2 separate regions of the Mus musculus genome follow, and region 1 is linked to region 2. Evidence: chromatin loops called from intact Hi-C (ENCODE). Cell type or tissue: heart. All regions are shown on one strand.

Evidence for each region. Hi-C counts contacts between places; a loop is a spot of excess contacts. Peaks named below come from ENCODE experiments on the same cell type or tissue, not always from the same donor. Only the 100,000 strongest peaks of a DNase experiment are listed, where the experiment ranks them.
Region 1: it touches region 2 in a loop (5-fold over the local background); 2 of 42 quality-filtered maps call a loop at or near these places.

Annotation. Positions count from the first base shown.
Region 1 is chr4:135,148,745-135,156,744 of GRCm38, forward strand. It overlaps Runx3 (runt related transcription factor 3), which reads left to right and starts at 3,801. Exons shown (of 5, transcript NM_001369050.1): 1 at 3,801-4,312; 2 at 6,538-6,694. The coding sequence starts at 4,028. In heart, a CTCF peak has its summit at 1,891 (motif pointing left); DNase peaks (open chromatin) are centred at 1,867, 3,707, 4,377 and 6,621; H3K4me3 peaks cover 2,279 bases; H3K27ac peaks cover 1,096 bases; H3K27me3 peaks cover 8,000 bases.
Region 2 is chr4:135,348,934-135,356,933 of GRCm38, forward strand. Srrm1 (serine/arginine repetitive matrix 1) reads right to left here and starts at 4,213. Exons shown (of 18, transcript NM_016799.4): 1 at 4,164-4,213. The coding sequence starts at 4,184. In heart, no CTCF peak of the experiment used is centred here; DNase peaks (open chromatin) are centred at 4,328 and 4,768; H3K4me3 peaks cover 3,356 bases; H3K27ac peaks cover 3,266 bases; H3K27me3 peaks cover 281 bases.

The DNA.
Region 1 (8,000 bases), 200 kb before region 2:
CCTCTAAATCCGGTTCTCAATTCTGCAATTGGAAAACACACCCACCCATTCAGTAACCTTCCCTCAAGTCACCCGGGAGAGATGACCCCAGAGTTGAAACCTCTGAAATGGGGCCTCCACCTCTCTCAAGAGATTGCTTCTCAATTTAGTTACAGTACTCTGACCAACCGCTGGTTCTGACGGGTTCAGCAGGTGTGCTCAGTCGGGGTACATGACATCTTTTGTATTTCAATATTTTATACCGTGTAAGTAACTACACACGTCTGAAAACAGGATACAGAGTTGTGTTTACTAACAGCATTTTATGGCTTTCACTTTCTCTCAGCCTTGGGGAGGGAGTGCTCACTGCCCCTCTCCTGCCAGCAGGAACCCCTAGTTCCCCCTCCCCAAGAAAGAATGTTAGAAAGAAGTCCCTCAACATAGGAAAGTCCCCTGAGAGTTCCAGAGACTAAGCTGTAGGCAGGATCCACACTGGGTGCCGGGACCAGAATGGAGACACTCCATTTCTAGAAGGAACCGACACCTCTGGGGGAGAGGAAAAGGACTGTGGTGTCCATGGTGATGGTCACTTTCTACTTAGGTCAGGGCTGCTTGTGGGAGGGCAGTAGTGAAGGTCTGGAGCCTTGACAGCAAGAAGGCCCTCAAAAGTTGCCTTCAGTGCTAGCTCTATGTAAAGGCAAGCACCCGATAGTCTGTAGGCAGCAGGTAGCCCTCAGGCCAGCCTAGGAGAAAGGAGGAGCAAGGTGGCCACAGCTCTGTCCTAGGTTCTGAGTTCTAGAAAGCGCTGTGAAAGCTACCACCAGATGAGTGTTTCACAGGTGAGGGTGTGACACTTGGCAAAGACAGTTGGCGTGATAGAGCGTCTTTCTGGAGCAGTCCTGTGCCAAGCACTTCACACGTGATCCCAGATTCAGCTGTTCTCCCCTGTACAGTTGAGAGGAAGGCTCAGGAATATTCGACACAGGGTCCCTGGACCAGAGGGATGGAGGAAGCAGACTTAAGAACTAACCAGAGATGAGCCAGAAACAAGTGTGCTGAAACCTACCCTTCCCTGTCTCCTGACTTCCAAGGAATGAGACCCACTCAGTCCATTTCCTCAAAGACAGAGGCAACATTGCACAGCCAAGAAGCCTTAGTGGCTTGGAGGGCGGGGGTGTCCTCTCAGGATAAGAGCCTGCTGTAGATGGCCCAGGCTGGTCCAATTTACCCTACAATGGACATACACGTGAGAGAGGAGCTTTGATCTCTGCTTCCTGTCCCCTGTTGGGGACACAGTGAGGTGCTCTTAGAAGAGAGCATTTGAGAGAAGGCAGACTGTTGCCCGACTGTGGGACAGAAAGAAAGACGGAACATATGTACGCACGGTGGGGAAGGGAGAGGGAGCGATGAGTCCTGTTTGGTGGCAGCTCTCCTGGTCTGAAAATTTGACCATACATAAATAGTTCTAGGTTTGTCGGTCCAGAGAAGAAAGAAGGAAACTGGTCTGGTTCTAGACAGGTATAAGGATGAAAGTCTGAGCCTTCTATCCTATCCTCAGAACGGAGCTCAGGAACAGAAGTAGGGAAACAGGGCGGCGCCTTTCTGTTGAAGGGAGACTTCTGCTGGTTGCAGGCCCTTCGGTATCTGGGACTCCAAAGAACCGTATCTCTTTGTGAGAACCCGGGCAGGCAACCCTCGGCCTAACACCACACTATCCATTTACCTGATATGTGACCACTGGTATAAAGAGAAATCAGGCGCGCACTCTCCAGAAAGTAGCTCTTCCCCAACGCTCCGTGGCTTGGAAAACCCGTGCTGCCCGTGCTGCCCCTGCTGCAGGCGCAAGTCTGTGCTCTGAGTCTGGTGGGGGCAACTGAGCAGCCAGCAAGGCGCCAGCGCCAACTAGTGGGCGGTTCACGACACTGCTTCAGCCCGGGCGACCCTTCACCTGCGACCTCAGGCTGCGTACTGAAGGCCAGCACTTCCCCAACCCTTGGATCTGGTGCCCGCGTCTTCCGAGGGTTATAGCTGAGTCCGGGCCCAGGGTCAGATGTTGGGTCATTCCTGTAGCCCCACTTTCCGGAGACCCGGTTATTAATTTGTTGTAAGATCAGAAAGAGAAATCAGGCGGAGGGACTAGTATGGGGCAGATGCAAACTGGAATCACTCAAGAAATCGAATTTATGCATCGCATCGCAGAGGCTGCCAGTCACGGCCCACAATCGCTCGAGGGCAGAATAGACGACTCGGTCTGGGTCCTACCTGGTGACTAGCGGTGCTCCCTTTCCAGGGGAGCCCCCTGAGGGCCCATGCTCAGGGCCAGGCTTCCTAGATCCCCTCTGGTCCAGAGGCTGTTTCCATGGCGGCCCAAGGCCTAGTGATGGTCAACTCCGAATCATAGGTTCTCAAAAAGTTCCAGTAAGGGACCTTCACTGTCCTTGCTTCCCTGGTGGCTTGAGGCGCTGGCATAAGGCCCAGAGAGGGGCAGAATACAATTCTCCTGGCACTCGTTAGACTCAGGACATACCTAGTACCCCGCTGTTGTACACACAGCGCCTGATTTCGTTTTTTGACAAAATGGAGTGTTCTAAGCTGAGGTCAGAGCCAGGATGAGGTCTTGATGCCTCTGTCGCCATCGGATCCTAAATCGTGTCGCTTCTGGGGCTTGTATTGGTAGTTGCAGACAGATTCACTGTCGCTGGCAACGAAAATGCAGTCGAATTTCCAAAGCAGTGAGAGAAACACATGCATTCGTTCGTTGCTGCCGTCCAAGGAGTGCACGGGGTTGGGGAGAGCACAGCCCTCGGTGACCGGTGACCGTGGACTCTCTAGTTGTGTGTCTGTGCCCCCATGCCAGGCTTAGGAGACGGGACGGGAAAGAGTTGTTGTTAGTGAAGTCCAGGAGTTGCTGGGCCACGGAGCATGAGGAACACAGAGACCCCAGGGCCGATTTCCCACAGGGCACCTGACAGCTCTGTAGGCTCAGCGCTTTAGGGCCAAGAAGACTATGGCCCGGCCCTAGGAGGACCCCTTTCCATCCGTGGGGAGAAAGCAGTCTGAGCGTTAAGACTTCTTTCTGCCACAGACCCTCATCCACTTCCACTAGACGGACGGTGGTTGCATGCGTATGGTGTAGCATGGAATGTTCCAAAAAAGCACACTGTTGTAGGCCCCATTGTAGTTTTCAAAGACCCATGAGCTGCCAAGACAGAGGACAACTCCACGAGGCCTGCGCGATCCTGAAATTAGTTTTGAGTGGACAGGAGCCGTGTGGTTGTCCCCACCCCACTGTTGGTCCCTGTGGCAACCCCTATTCTGTCTGCCTCGAAGGTTGACACAGAAGCCACAGAGACGAGAGCCAAGGCCGCGCGGAGCTGTGGACTCCCTCGTGGGGTGGAAGCTCTAGGGTCAAAATCGTTTGTGGAGTGGAGGGAATGAGAAAACCGTCTTGGGTGTCACCGCGGCAACCAGCTGAGGGTGCAGGTTCCGGGCTGCGGTGGCCAGAGCTGAAGCAGCCAGGCTGCGACTCGAGGGAGGGGAAGCGAGCCGCAGCCAGGAGGCTGGAAACCCGATGTCTGCCCAGGTCGCAGCGGCCGCTCCTGACTCCGGGGACCGCGGCTCCCCGCGCGGCTACCGGGACGCGGGTGTCTAGACCCTCTGGGGCGGAGCCTGGCCCCTGCTTGGCTCGCGCGGGCCCGAGCCACCGGGTCCTCCACGGCGAACCCCGAGCCTGGGGGCTGCGATTGGCTGCGCCCCGCGTCGCTCGCACGGCCCCGCCCCGAGGCCCGGGGTACTAACCCCGCGCGGGCGGCCGCGTCGCCGCCACTTGATTCTCTAGGATCCGGGCTGGGGCCGCGGCCGCCGAGTCCGTGGGGCGGCCGCGCGCGCCGGATGCGGGACTAGCGGGCGCGCGGCCGACCGTCGGGGCGCACCCCCTCCCCCGGCGCCGCCCCTCCCCCCACCCCCCACGCTGGCCGGGCCCCGAGCCGCCGCCTTCCCGCCTCCCGCTTCCCGCGGCTGCGGCCGCCCGCGCCCTGACGGCCGCGGCATGCGTATTCCCGTAGACCCGAGCACCAGCCGCCGCTTCACTCCCCCCTCCACGGCCTTCCCCTGCGGCGGCGGCGGCGGCGGCAAGATGGGCGAGAACAGCGGCGCGCTAAGCGCGCAGGCAACCGCGGGCCCCGGCGGCCGCACCCGGCCCGAAGTGCGCTCGATGGTGGACGTGCTGGCCGACCACGCGGGAGAGCTCGTGCGCACCGACAGCCCCAACTTCCTCTGCTCCGTGCTGCCCTCGCACTGGCGCTGCAACAAGACGCTGCCGGTCGCCTTCAAGGTGAGTGCAGGGGCCCGAGCCGGGAGGACACCGGGGAACCTGGGCGCCCCCATTTGCAGGAGCCCATACCGGGGAGGACTTGGGGAGCACCTAGAAGTAGGACATGAAAGGGGATGTCACCCAGCTGGCAAGACACCGGGGTACCCGGGCGCCCCTACTGCAGGATGCCACTCCCGGAAGGACCCCCGCTGGACTCCAGGCGATCCGCAATAAGAGCCCAGACCCCAGAGAACATGGGAGGTACCGTGGTGGAAGAAAAGGGGGTCACCCGGCTAGCAGGACATAGGGGTGCCTGGTCACCCACGCTGCAGGAGCCCAGGCCCGACAGAACATGAGAGGAACCTGGGTGTCCCCGCTGCCCGAGCCCGGGTCCAGAGAGAAATATGGTTACATCAGTCAGGGAAGGTACCAGGAGGACGTCCAGGAGAACTGGGCGTGGGGAGTTCTTCTGCCGTTCCTATTCCAAGAGTCAGAACCCCAGACCTCCCGTTGGGAACGGTACACCGCGGCCTCTCTGCCGGAGGACACGGACACTTGGGGCGCTCCTTCTCGGTGGCACAGACAGCCTGGAGGAGCCATACCCCGTTCCACCTGGCCTTCACGGGGCCCTGCAGAGTATAGTGGCATGGAAACCGGAGGACTGGGGCTCCCAGATTCTTTGGCACAGTCTAACCGGTAACTGGGATGAGGACCGCCGGAGCTGGGCGAGGACCCGGGAGGTGTGGGGCACAGAGGGCGAGGAGGGCCTGGCCTAGCACCGCGCCTCCTGCTCTGCAGCAGAAACACTTCCTTCCCACACTCTCAACCTCAGCGGCTGAAGTGTTGCACAGGGCGACCGTAGGCCGGTTCTAAAGGGCTGCCTCCGGCATAAGTCTGCATCCCGAAAGATAGGCAGAGACTTGGGGAATGCCTCCATCCTGGTAGCCCCAGAGTCGTTCAGAGAATTTATTTTTCAACGATACCAGGGATAGGCAACTGTTTCGTTTCTCTCTCTCTCTCTCTCTCTCTCTCTCTCTCTCTCTCTCTCTCTCTCTCTCTCTCTCTCTCTTGTAAGGGGGGCAGCCAGATGAAACGAAAACGCCTTGGTTTTCCCCTAAACCTCTCACAGCTGCCGTGAGAAAGGACAGAGTAGGAAGGGCCAGCGGCTGGGAGGTAGTGATGCCCGAGGTGGCTGGAAACGCGGCTGCTGGCAGCTGAGGCCCTCCTTGCTCCCATTAAGACTTCAAATTGGAAAGGGGTGGGGGGAAGGCTGGTGACTCTTTGAGGTCTCCCGGGTGACATCTTAAAATACCATTGGGGGAAATCTCCCGGGGAGGAGAGGGAGGAGGGGAGAAGGGGGAGGAGGGGATGAGGGCCGTGTGACTGTAATCGTCAGATCGGAGGTTTTACTGTCACTTGGAGCTTAAAAGGAATCTTTGAAATTAAAAGAAGACAGGATGTTGACAGGAAATCTGGCCTTTTTAATCAGACCCCAAACATTTTCTCCTTGAAATCTTTACCATCTGGATCCCCAGTCCCTGCACACGGCAGCCACGTTTAAATGGCTGTGACTCTGTTTAAAGTCTGGTTCAAAAGGCATCTGCCTCTTGATGCGCCTTGGGTGGGAAGGAGTGGGGGAAGAGATGACATTTAAGGGGCATCTCCACCCACCCATCCAACAGTTCCCAGCAGGTACATGCTCAGTGATCGAAACCACCCTGTCCTCTTACCCCGGGGTTTTCTGGATCAACTTGCAAAAACGCAGTTTGTTTTGCATTTTGCATTTTCTCTGCATAACGAATCCAGGCTCTGTTGAGGCCATTTAACTGGGCCTTGGTCACACTGCAGGGCCAAATTCCGTACCCCTAAGGGCCAGTGCCTTAATTGACTGCAAGGAGTAGCCCGGTTATTAAGGTTGCTGATTCTTTGGCCGAGAACAGTGTCGTCTCCTTTGCCGCCCCACCCTTACCTGTGACCTTGTTGATTGATAGCTCTAGCCTAGACTTAATGTAATAAAAATGGATGCTTTCTTGGAGCTCCCATCAACCACTAGACCCAGGATTTGAGTCTGGAGGCTAGGAGCTCATCACTAGGCTTTGGTTGTATTGGGAACGGATCTACACGCGGTTAAGCCTCTTTCACCCTGACTCAGAACTCCTCAGAGAGCCTGGGACCTGGGCGGGCAGCTGCGTGAGCCCTTCCTTTTGGCTTTTCTAAGCCATCCTCTCTCCTGCCCGTTTCCTCAGGTGGTGGCCCTGGGGGATGTGCCGGATGGAACGGTGGTGACCGTGATGGCCGGCAATGATGAGAACTACTCCGCCGAGCTGCGCAACGCTTCCGCTGTCATGAAGAACCAAGTGGCCAGGTTCAACGACCTTCGATTCGTGGGCCGCAGTGGGCGAGGTGAGCAGGGGGAACTCTGGGATGGCAAAGGTGGGGATGAGAATTGAGGAAAGCTAGTTCGTCTCAGCAAGGCCCGGTAGGCAGTGCCACCCTTTTATGTGGATATGTCTGTGATCTCTTTCGAGTAAAGGAGAGTTTTCTCGCAGGTTCTCGCAGGGTTTAGCAACTTCTGAAGTCTCCGGTGCTGCCCTTCTCCCCCCCCCCCCCCGCCACCACCCCCCCCTCCCGCTAGCATCTGTGATCTCAGAAAAGATGCTGAGGGAGGTTCCTGTACGCACAGCTCAAGCAGGGTATAGATAGATGTCTTTCAGTTGGGGCCGAGGCATCCCAGCCTCTCTCCCCGGGGGTACAAGTCCTCTGTGGTCTCCCAGGCGCATGGTCTCCCCAGAGCTGGAGGCTTCTTCAGGTACTTTCAAATAGAGGATTCTGAGTGGGGTGATGGGATGTTGGAATGAAAAGTTTGAAGGCTGCGCCATCTCAGCCTCTGGCCAGGCTCACGCTGGCTGATGTGCCAGCCTGATCCACCCCGGTAGTAGCAAGAAAGCAGGACCAGACGCCACAGTGGCTGCCGCCAGGGGCTGTTGAGTGGGAGGTTGCTGGGACCCGAAACCCGTCATCATGTAACTCTGGGGTGGAAGAGCCCTCCCTGTTCCCATGCCCTGGGGATAGGGAGATCAGACTAGCCTGCTGAGTAGTGGCTGAGCAATCACCTTCCCAAACTCTGGGAGCCCTCCAGGGTTAGGAAGTGAGCCGGCTTCTGGCTGCTATTGCTGGGGCAAAATGGTACTTTTCAACACCAATAAACAAGACCTTCTCAAGGTTGGAGTTCCCTGCGAGCTGCCAGCCAGCTCCCACCGGGCATCTGGGCACCATTTTGTGCGCTGCAGCCGTTCAGTATATACATACAAATGTCAAACATATTTTTGACTTTTCAGCATTAATTAAAACCAGGGCGTTATTTGCATGTAATAACTGTTTACTTGTTACTTTTTATGAAACTGAAATAGTTTACATTCTTTCGAACATTTCCTGTTCCTGTTGGCTCCCTTCCCCACGCACAGATTTCTTTCAAACGTAGCCCTTAACTGGTTGCAGGTTGATGGGTGGAAAATGTTTGCTTTTATGAATTAAGCTTTCGTTGCTGCTCCTAATTAGTCCCCAAGCCCCCTTTGTCATCCCCAATCTCTGAGCCCTTTGCAACTTAATTGAAGGTCTGGCCCTGAGTGGAGTGCCACGGGTGTAGGGTCCAGGTGATGGGGGCGGGGGCGGGGGCACATTATAGCATGTCGCTAGCTAGGGAAGTCGG
Region 2 (8,000 bases):
TGCGGTACTTATGATCTGAGTCCTATAAGCCAGGTATAGTGGTACTTGTAATCTGAGTCCTAGGGATTTGAAAGGTTAGAAGTTCAAGGTCATTTTTGGCTCCACAGCTTGAGAGAGACACGGGAAACCCAGTGTGTTAGAGGGGGTGAATGCCAAGAACCAAAAAATGTGGTGCACAAATATAATCCAATAATATGGGCATTTAAGGAAGACAAGGTATCTTAAACCACATACCGAGTTCAGGCCTCTAATTCTGTCTCAGAAAGGAAAATGGATGGGGGAGGGTGAAGGGGTGGAGAGAAAGGGGGAGATGGAGAGGAGAGGAGCAGAGAAAGAAAGAAGAGAGAAAATGTGAATTAATGAATTTAAAGCCAGGCGAGAAGGTATACTCTCGTAACTCTAAAATTTAAGACAAGAAGAAAGAATTAGGGGTTCTTGCAGGGCTGGAGAGATGGCTCAGAAGTTAAGAGCACTGACTGCTCTTCTGAAGGACCTGAGTTCAAATCTCAGCAACTACATGGTGGCTCTCAACCATATGTAATGAGATCTGACACTTTCTTCTGGTGTGTCTGAAGACAGCTATAGTGTACTTACATATAATACTAAAAAAAATCTTAACAAAAACAACAAAAAAGACAAACTTGCAAATTCTAGGCCAGCCTGGACTACAACAAAACCCTATCTGGAGGAACAAACAACAGTTCTTAAGTAAATGAGAACAAAACTTCACCAAAGGACTCATCAGAACAGCACCACATCACAGTTTTTGTTCATTTCATCCTTCCTCCTGGCTCAATTAAACCTGGAAGTAACTGGCTCTGACTTGAAATCTACAGATTAGTTTTCGGACTAGCTCCATTCCCTTGAAAACATTTGTTTGGCCTGAGAATAGCAGAGGGACAAGAGCACTCAGCTAACATGCACAACACACGGGTGAGATCCCCAGGACTGTATCAGCAGCAAAAAGTTTTGGGTTGGGTATGGTGTCCAAAACCTCTAATGCCCGCACTCAGGAGGCAGAGGCAGGAGGGTCTCCATGAGTTGCAGGCCAGACCAGTCAACAGCTAGAGCTTCAGAGTGAGACCCTGTCTCAAAACTAAGTTTTGAGAAGGAAAACAAAAACAACCAACAATACAAAACAACAACAACCCTGTAAAAGTGTGCCAGTTCTGCTACCATATTTCTTGAGAACACACAACCTAATCTCTGAGAATGTTTTCTTTACGTCAAATTAATGGCAATGAAGCAAAAAATAGAGATGGATGTCTGAGGTGATAAGGTATGCCAACCACCGTCATCTGATCATTACACGGCATAAGCACTGGATATCAGTGGAAAGGTCAAACCTAGTCACCGGAAAGAGATCCAGAAAGGCTGTGACTGAGTGCAGAGCCTGGTGCATGGTGCATGGGCCCTAGTACTGCAAAACCAAAAAGGTTTTAAAGAAAAAGAAAAAAAGTTTTGGGCCAAGAGTGGTGGCATATACCTTTAGAGATAGGCCATCTCTAAAGAGTTCAAAGCCAGCCAGGAGTGGTGGCGCATGCCTTTAATCCCAGCACTTGGGAGGCAGAGGCAGGCTAATTTCTGAGTTTGAGGCCAGCCTGGTCTACCGAGTGAGTTCCAAGACAGCCAAGGGCTACATAGAGAAACCCTGTTTCAAATAAAATAAAATAAAATTCAAAGCCAGGCTGGTAAGAGGTCCTGAGTTCAAATCCCAGCAACCACATGGTGGCCCACAATCACCCGCAATGAGATCTGACGCCCTCTTCTGCTGTGTCTGAACACAGCAACAGTGTACTTATTAATAATAATAAATAAATCTTTGGGCCCGAGTGAGTGAGGTCCTAAAATTCAATTCCCAACAACCACACGAAGGCTCACAACCATCTGTACAGCTACAATGTACTCATATACATAAAATAAATATTAAAAAAAAAAGTTCAAAAGCTGTCCTGGTCTGCTTTTGATCTTATCAACCACCTCTTCAGAAAGAAAGAAAGAAAGAAAGAAAGAAAGAGAGAGAGAGAAAGAGAGAGAGAGAGAGAGAGAGAGAGAGAGAGAGAGAGAGAGAGAGAGAGAGAGAATGCTATCACCAATTCTTTTTTTTTTTTTTTTGGTTTTTCATGCACCACCACGCCCGGCTTACTATCACCAATTCTTAAATCGAATTCTACTCAGAATCAGGTTGTACTAGGTAACTGATCTAAAATTACCTCCCCACCCCCATTCTCCCCTTTTTAAATTTTTTTGAGACAGGGTTCTATGTAGCCTCACTCTGTAGACCAGGCTGGCCTCAAACTCAGAGATCTGCCTGCCTCTGCCTCCCCTCCCTCCCAGAGTGTTGCGATTTAAGGTGTGCGCCACTGCCTAGTAAGTTTTTCTAACTCAGAACATAAATCCCCCACTTTGTCAGTGTGTAGCATATGTCTGAAATTCTAGTACTGAGAAGTCAAGGCAGGACTCTCTAGGTCCAAGGCCAGTTTGGGTTAGAGAACCCAGTTTCAAAACACTTCAACTGCCCCTGCCCCCAAAAGACCCAACCCAGGGAAAACAAAACTACTTCATTTAAGTAAGTGTAAAAAGAATATTTTAAAAAGTGGGTTATTTTCCAGATCCTGTCCTTTTCAAAGGACATCTTCGCCTGAAAATTGACATATCGCTTTGTTTTAGTTCTTCAATCTCCTTTCCACTAGAAATAACTGACAAGCCTGGCCAGGGTGCAAGTCTTCATTCAACCCCAGCATTCGGGAGGCAGAGGCACACAGATCTCTGAGTTCAAGGCTAGCCTGGCCTACAGACTACAGAGTTCCAGGATGGCCAAGGCTACACACATAAACCACTTCCTGAAAAGGCAAAACAAAAACTGAAGGGGGTGGGGGGAGAAAAAGAGACAATTGACAAGTGAAAGAAACCTTCGACTGTTTTTAAGTGTTAACTTCGGTGCCATAAGAAATGAGTACTGACTACAAAGGTTAAGTGCCTAGTTTGTAGTGCAAGTATCTGAGGTGCTGGAGATAGACCCCAGTGTCTTGTTCATACTAGGCAAGCTCTCATGAACCACATACAAGAAGCACCTTTATTATCTCCCTCCTCCTTCCCCCGCCTTCCAATTTTTTCTTTAAAAATGCACACAAACTGTAAACTATATGCTTGATTCAGAGAATGCAAAACTCTAAGCAGTGGTATGACAGAGAGCTGGTATCTGGATTTTTACCAAGCTGTCTTACAAGGTTCTACTCTGCATTACAAGAATCAGCGATTCCTAAAGGGTTTGTTGCTACTTTTAATCCCACAAGTGTACGTTCCCATACATCTAGATCTCGACCTGTAGCTACTTTCCTTCCAAAGTGGACCTAATAAACTGCCTTACTGTGTGGGATCTATGTACCACCTCCAAGGTAACGTCCCCTGCCTGGACATGGGCCGCTGGGAAAGGGTGCTAGCGAAGAGCGGGAAGCGCGACGGAGTCACAACCGTAATCTGTCTCCACCCTCGCACACACCGTTCACTCCAAAAGCCTCCGATTCAAATGTTCCAACTACAAATTATCTAAGCTCCCCTCCCCGAAGAGCTATCAAATTGGGCGGGAGCGCTCACGAACTCTGACCCTGCGCCGCCGGGAAAGCTTAAGACCCAGAGGGTGGACGCTGTACGTCGGGGTTTGGGGGGGGGGCACCCATTTTCTCCAAAGCTGCCACTAAAAAAAAAAAATAATAAGGCCCCTTTCCTCAAACACCTCTCAGGACGGAGCCCCAAACCATACAACCGGTACCCCGCAGCCGCCCCGGGCTTCCCACCGGCCTCCCCCTAAAGACTTCCTCCTTGAGGCTCCGCTAGGCCCCGAGCCCGGGCGGCCGGCGCGGCGCCCGGCCTACAGGGCCTCGCCAGGCGGCCGGTGAGGTTCGGCTCCAGCCCATTCCCGCCGCCATTTTCCGGCCACCGCCACCGCCGCGTAGGGGGGGACGATCCCGGAGGAGGAGACTGCGCAGGGGCGCACCGGTCTCGGCCGCAACGCCGAGGCCGGGGGACGCTGCCCACGAACCCCCTCGGGGTCTCTAAGGCCTTCCTCCGCGGGCCGTCCTGTCCGGGATTTTGAGCGCCTCCCCCTCGGGTCTTACAAACAAGCCTCTCGCCTCTCCCCGGATCCCCGCGCTCGGACTTACGCGGAAGAATCCCGCGTCCATCTTGCCGCCTCGCTCGGAGATCGCTCCCTATCCCAGCGTGCACCGCGCCGCCGCGACGGAGGGCGGGACCGGCAGAAGGGAGCCCAGCGCCGGGAGGCTGCGCGCGCCGCTACACCCGCCCCGCTCCGGCGGGCCTGCGGCTGCGCCTGCTCAGTGCGCCACGAGAACGACGCGCATGCGCAAGCGCACCAGGGCGGCAGCCTTTCGCTAGGAGGGGAGGCGAGCTGGGCGACTGGAACCAATGGAAAGAGGAGGGAGAATCTTTGGGTCGCCCAACCCTACCGATCTTTTTTTTTTTTTTTTTTTTGTGGCGCATGATCAGCGGTGTTCGCGCGACTTGAGTTGATCCTTCCTTTGATCCGTAGTGGGAGGATGTGGGGAGTTGAAGGGAGATGGGGGGCGGGGGGGAAGCCTCAGTCCTGGGGTGCATGGGTAGTCATAAAAGAGAATGCTTGCTTAGGGGCGGCCCGATACGCCAGTTGTTGTCATTGTGAAAGTTGAGCTAGGAGTGGGTTTTGGGAGGTTGCCGGCGGGGTTGAGCCTGCAGCGTCAGCTCGTATGAAGCCCGCGTGTTCGCCGGATGTGCGTCGCATCTGGCTTGTTCTTGAGGTGTCCATTGGATACCTTTCTGTGCTTCTGCTGCGAAACCACGCCGAAGGGCAGGAAGTGGAAGAGGGCCAAAACCGGCCCTTTAATGTGCTCACCAAGCGCTTTCTCTCCAGAAAAGTTTCTCTGGGGCCACTTTGTAACATTCCATCTTTCACAGACACGCGCACCTCTAATGCTTTTTCATGGAAAAGTCGGGAAGTGGGCATGTCTGCCCTAGGAGTGCTAGTGTAGAAACCCGAATGTCTCCAGGCATTTTTTTTTTTTTTCTTTTCCTGGCTTTCCTACTTAAAGGGGGTTGACTTTCCCATTTGAACGCCCACAGACCAGATATGACTAGGTTCGTCTCGTCCATCAAAATCATCAAATGAATCGAAATAGCAGGGAAATCAGAGAGGCTGTCTTTGAGCCTTCTCTGTCTCTGTAGATGGCAGTAGCTTTCCTTTTGTTTAGGACAATCTTGCTGTTGAGAGTCCTCTTTCCTGCACACCCCACTCCCAAGCCCTCAGGAAACACACATGCCACTATGATGGAGGCCCAAGGTCCCTTATCTGAGTTGAACTCCTGCACTAGTTCTGTCACAGATAGCCCTGTTCCTGACCTTGCCACCCAGCATCCATTCTGAAGGAGGCCCGGATGCTGAACGATGCTGTTGAAAACCCTAGGTATCTCTGTGAGTTCAAGGCCAGTCTGGTCTACAGAGTGAGTTCCAGGACAGCCAAGGCTACATAAAGAAACCCCATTAAGTACAAAGAAAGGACGTTAAAGAAAGAAAGAAAACCATGGGCACTTGTCTGCTGAAAAGTCTCCAGTGGTTCCTCACATTTTTTTTCCCCTCCAAAAGTCAAAATTGCCCTTTCCTTGATCCCTTGTGCCTCAACCTCACTCCCTGAATTTCCTGCTGCCCAAGGTTTGTACCGGTCTCTGAGCTTCATGAAACCTCTGACTGAGATAGGCAACAGCAAGGTTACTTGGTAATCCTCAAATTCTACTCAAGTGTCCCCCAGGAAAAAGGCTCACGCACCCTCCACCCCCAGCTTTTATCACCTGAATTTAGGGGGTTTTGTTGTTGTTATGTTTTGTTTTGTTTTTTCACTTATCCTCAACCTTTGTTTCTCACAATGAATTGTGCCCTCTGGTCAAATCTTGACTTCTGCTTCTCTTAATATTTAATAGTGGGTGTGGTGGGTCAAGCCTGAAATCCCAGCACCTGGGAGGCAGAGGATGTCTGAGGATTCTGAGTATAAAGAAAAACCCTGGGCTGGAGACATGGCTCAGTGGTTAAGAGCACTGACTGTTCTTCCAGAGGTCCTGAGTTCAAATCCCAGCAACCACATGGTGGCTCACAACCATCTATAATGGGATCCAATGTTCTCTTCTGGTGTGTCTGAAGACAGTGACAGTGTACTCATATAAATACAATAAATAAATCTTTTTTTTTTTTTTTCCGAGACAGGGTTTCTCTGTGTAGCCCTGGCTGTCCTGGAACTCACTCTGTAGACCAGGATGGCCTTGAACTCAGAAATCCACCTGCCTCTGCCTCCCAAGTGCTGGGATTAAAGGCAGGCACCACCACTGCCTGGCAAATAAATAAAATAAAACAAAACAAAACAAAACAAAACAAAACAGAAACCCCATGATGGTTCAGGCCTTTAACCCTGGCACTAAGGAAATAGGAAATCTATGAGTTCCAGAACAGCCGGAGCTACTCAGTAATACCTTGTTCCAAATGTGTAGCCCTGGCTGTCCTAGAATTCTCTCTGTAGACCAAGCTGGCCTTGAACTCACAGATTACAAGCTAAAAAACTGCCAACCCCCGTTAATGTCTCCTGCATGCTGGAATAAAAGGTGTGTACCACCACTATCTGGCTTAGATGTGTTTTTTAAAATATTATTTATTTTTATGTATATGGGTCTGTTACCTGCATATATGTCTCTATGCTACATGCATGCAGTGTCCAAGAAGGACAGAATAGAACCCTGAATCTCCTGGAACTGGAGTTACAAACTGTTATTAGTCACCATGGGGGTGCTCCTAACCACTGAACCATCTGTTCCTTCCTTCCTGTTCCTCCCTCCCTCTCCTCTCCCTCCCTCCCCACCCACTACTCTCACTCTCTGACACAGGGTCTCATTGTGTAGCTTTGGCTGTCCTGGAACTCACTATGTAGACCTTGCTAGCCTCAACAGGAGAGATCCGCCTGCCTCTGCCTCCAGAATGCTGGAATGACAGTGGTGAACCACTGCTGCCAGCCTAGCCTTTAATACTGGTCTTTTGGATTTCTGTCTGGGTCTGTGTAAGAACACATTATCGAGTTTCCTTGCCTTCAGGGTTGATGTCTCATCCCACCCATGGTCAATGATTTTCCAAGATGATTATCTGAACCTGTCAATTAAAAACCCTGCTGTGGCTTTCTCTTGTCCTCCAGATGAAGCTCAGACTGCTCCCTGTGCCAAAGCCCCTTATGATTCTGTGTACAACCTTCTCCATCTTCACTCCGTCTTCACTCCGTCTTCCTCTTCACATTCCTCAGAGCCTTAGGCTGCAACACTTGAGCTATATCCCCAGCCACTTCCCCCATCCCTGCCCCCAACCAACCCCTGACATTTAACCTGAAGCTGTTCTAAACTGCAGACATTTGACAGATTGCGAACAGGTTAGACTTGAAATGTCAGTTTTTTTAGCCTGTAAATCTGTAAGCCTACGGTGACTAAGAAGTCACGAACACGGAGCTCCAGGCTGGCCAATGTTACTCAGTGAGTCCCTGTCTCACACAAAGAAAACGCCACTCAGACATCATTTTTGTAAAGCCTTTTCCAGCAAATCTTTCTAAAGTAGTAGATGCCCTCTCCACATCCCTTACTGGCCATTGTTATTTTATTTACGTTTATACATTTACTGTCTTCTCCCTGTATTTCTTTTAATTTTCCTTGCGCTTCAATATTTGTAGCCAGGCAAGCATTCTACCATCTAAACTGAGATAGGGTTTCATCTTCAGCCCCTCTTTTAAAATTTTTTCTTTGAGCCGGGTGTAGTGGTGCACGCCTTTATTCCTAGCACTTGGAGACAGAGGCAGGTGAACCTCCAAGCATTTGAGAACAGCCAGACTATGTAGAGAGACCCTGTCTAAAATTAATTAAGTTTGCTTATGAGCTGGGGTGTCAGAGTGTTGCCCCAACAGACCAAACTTGCTTTTTTATTTTTAGCCC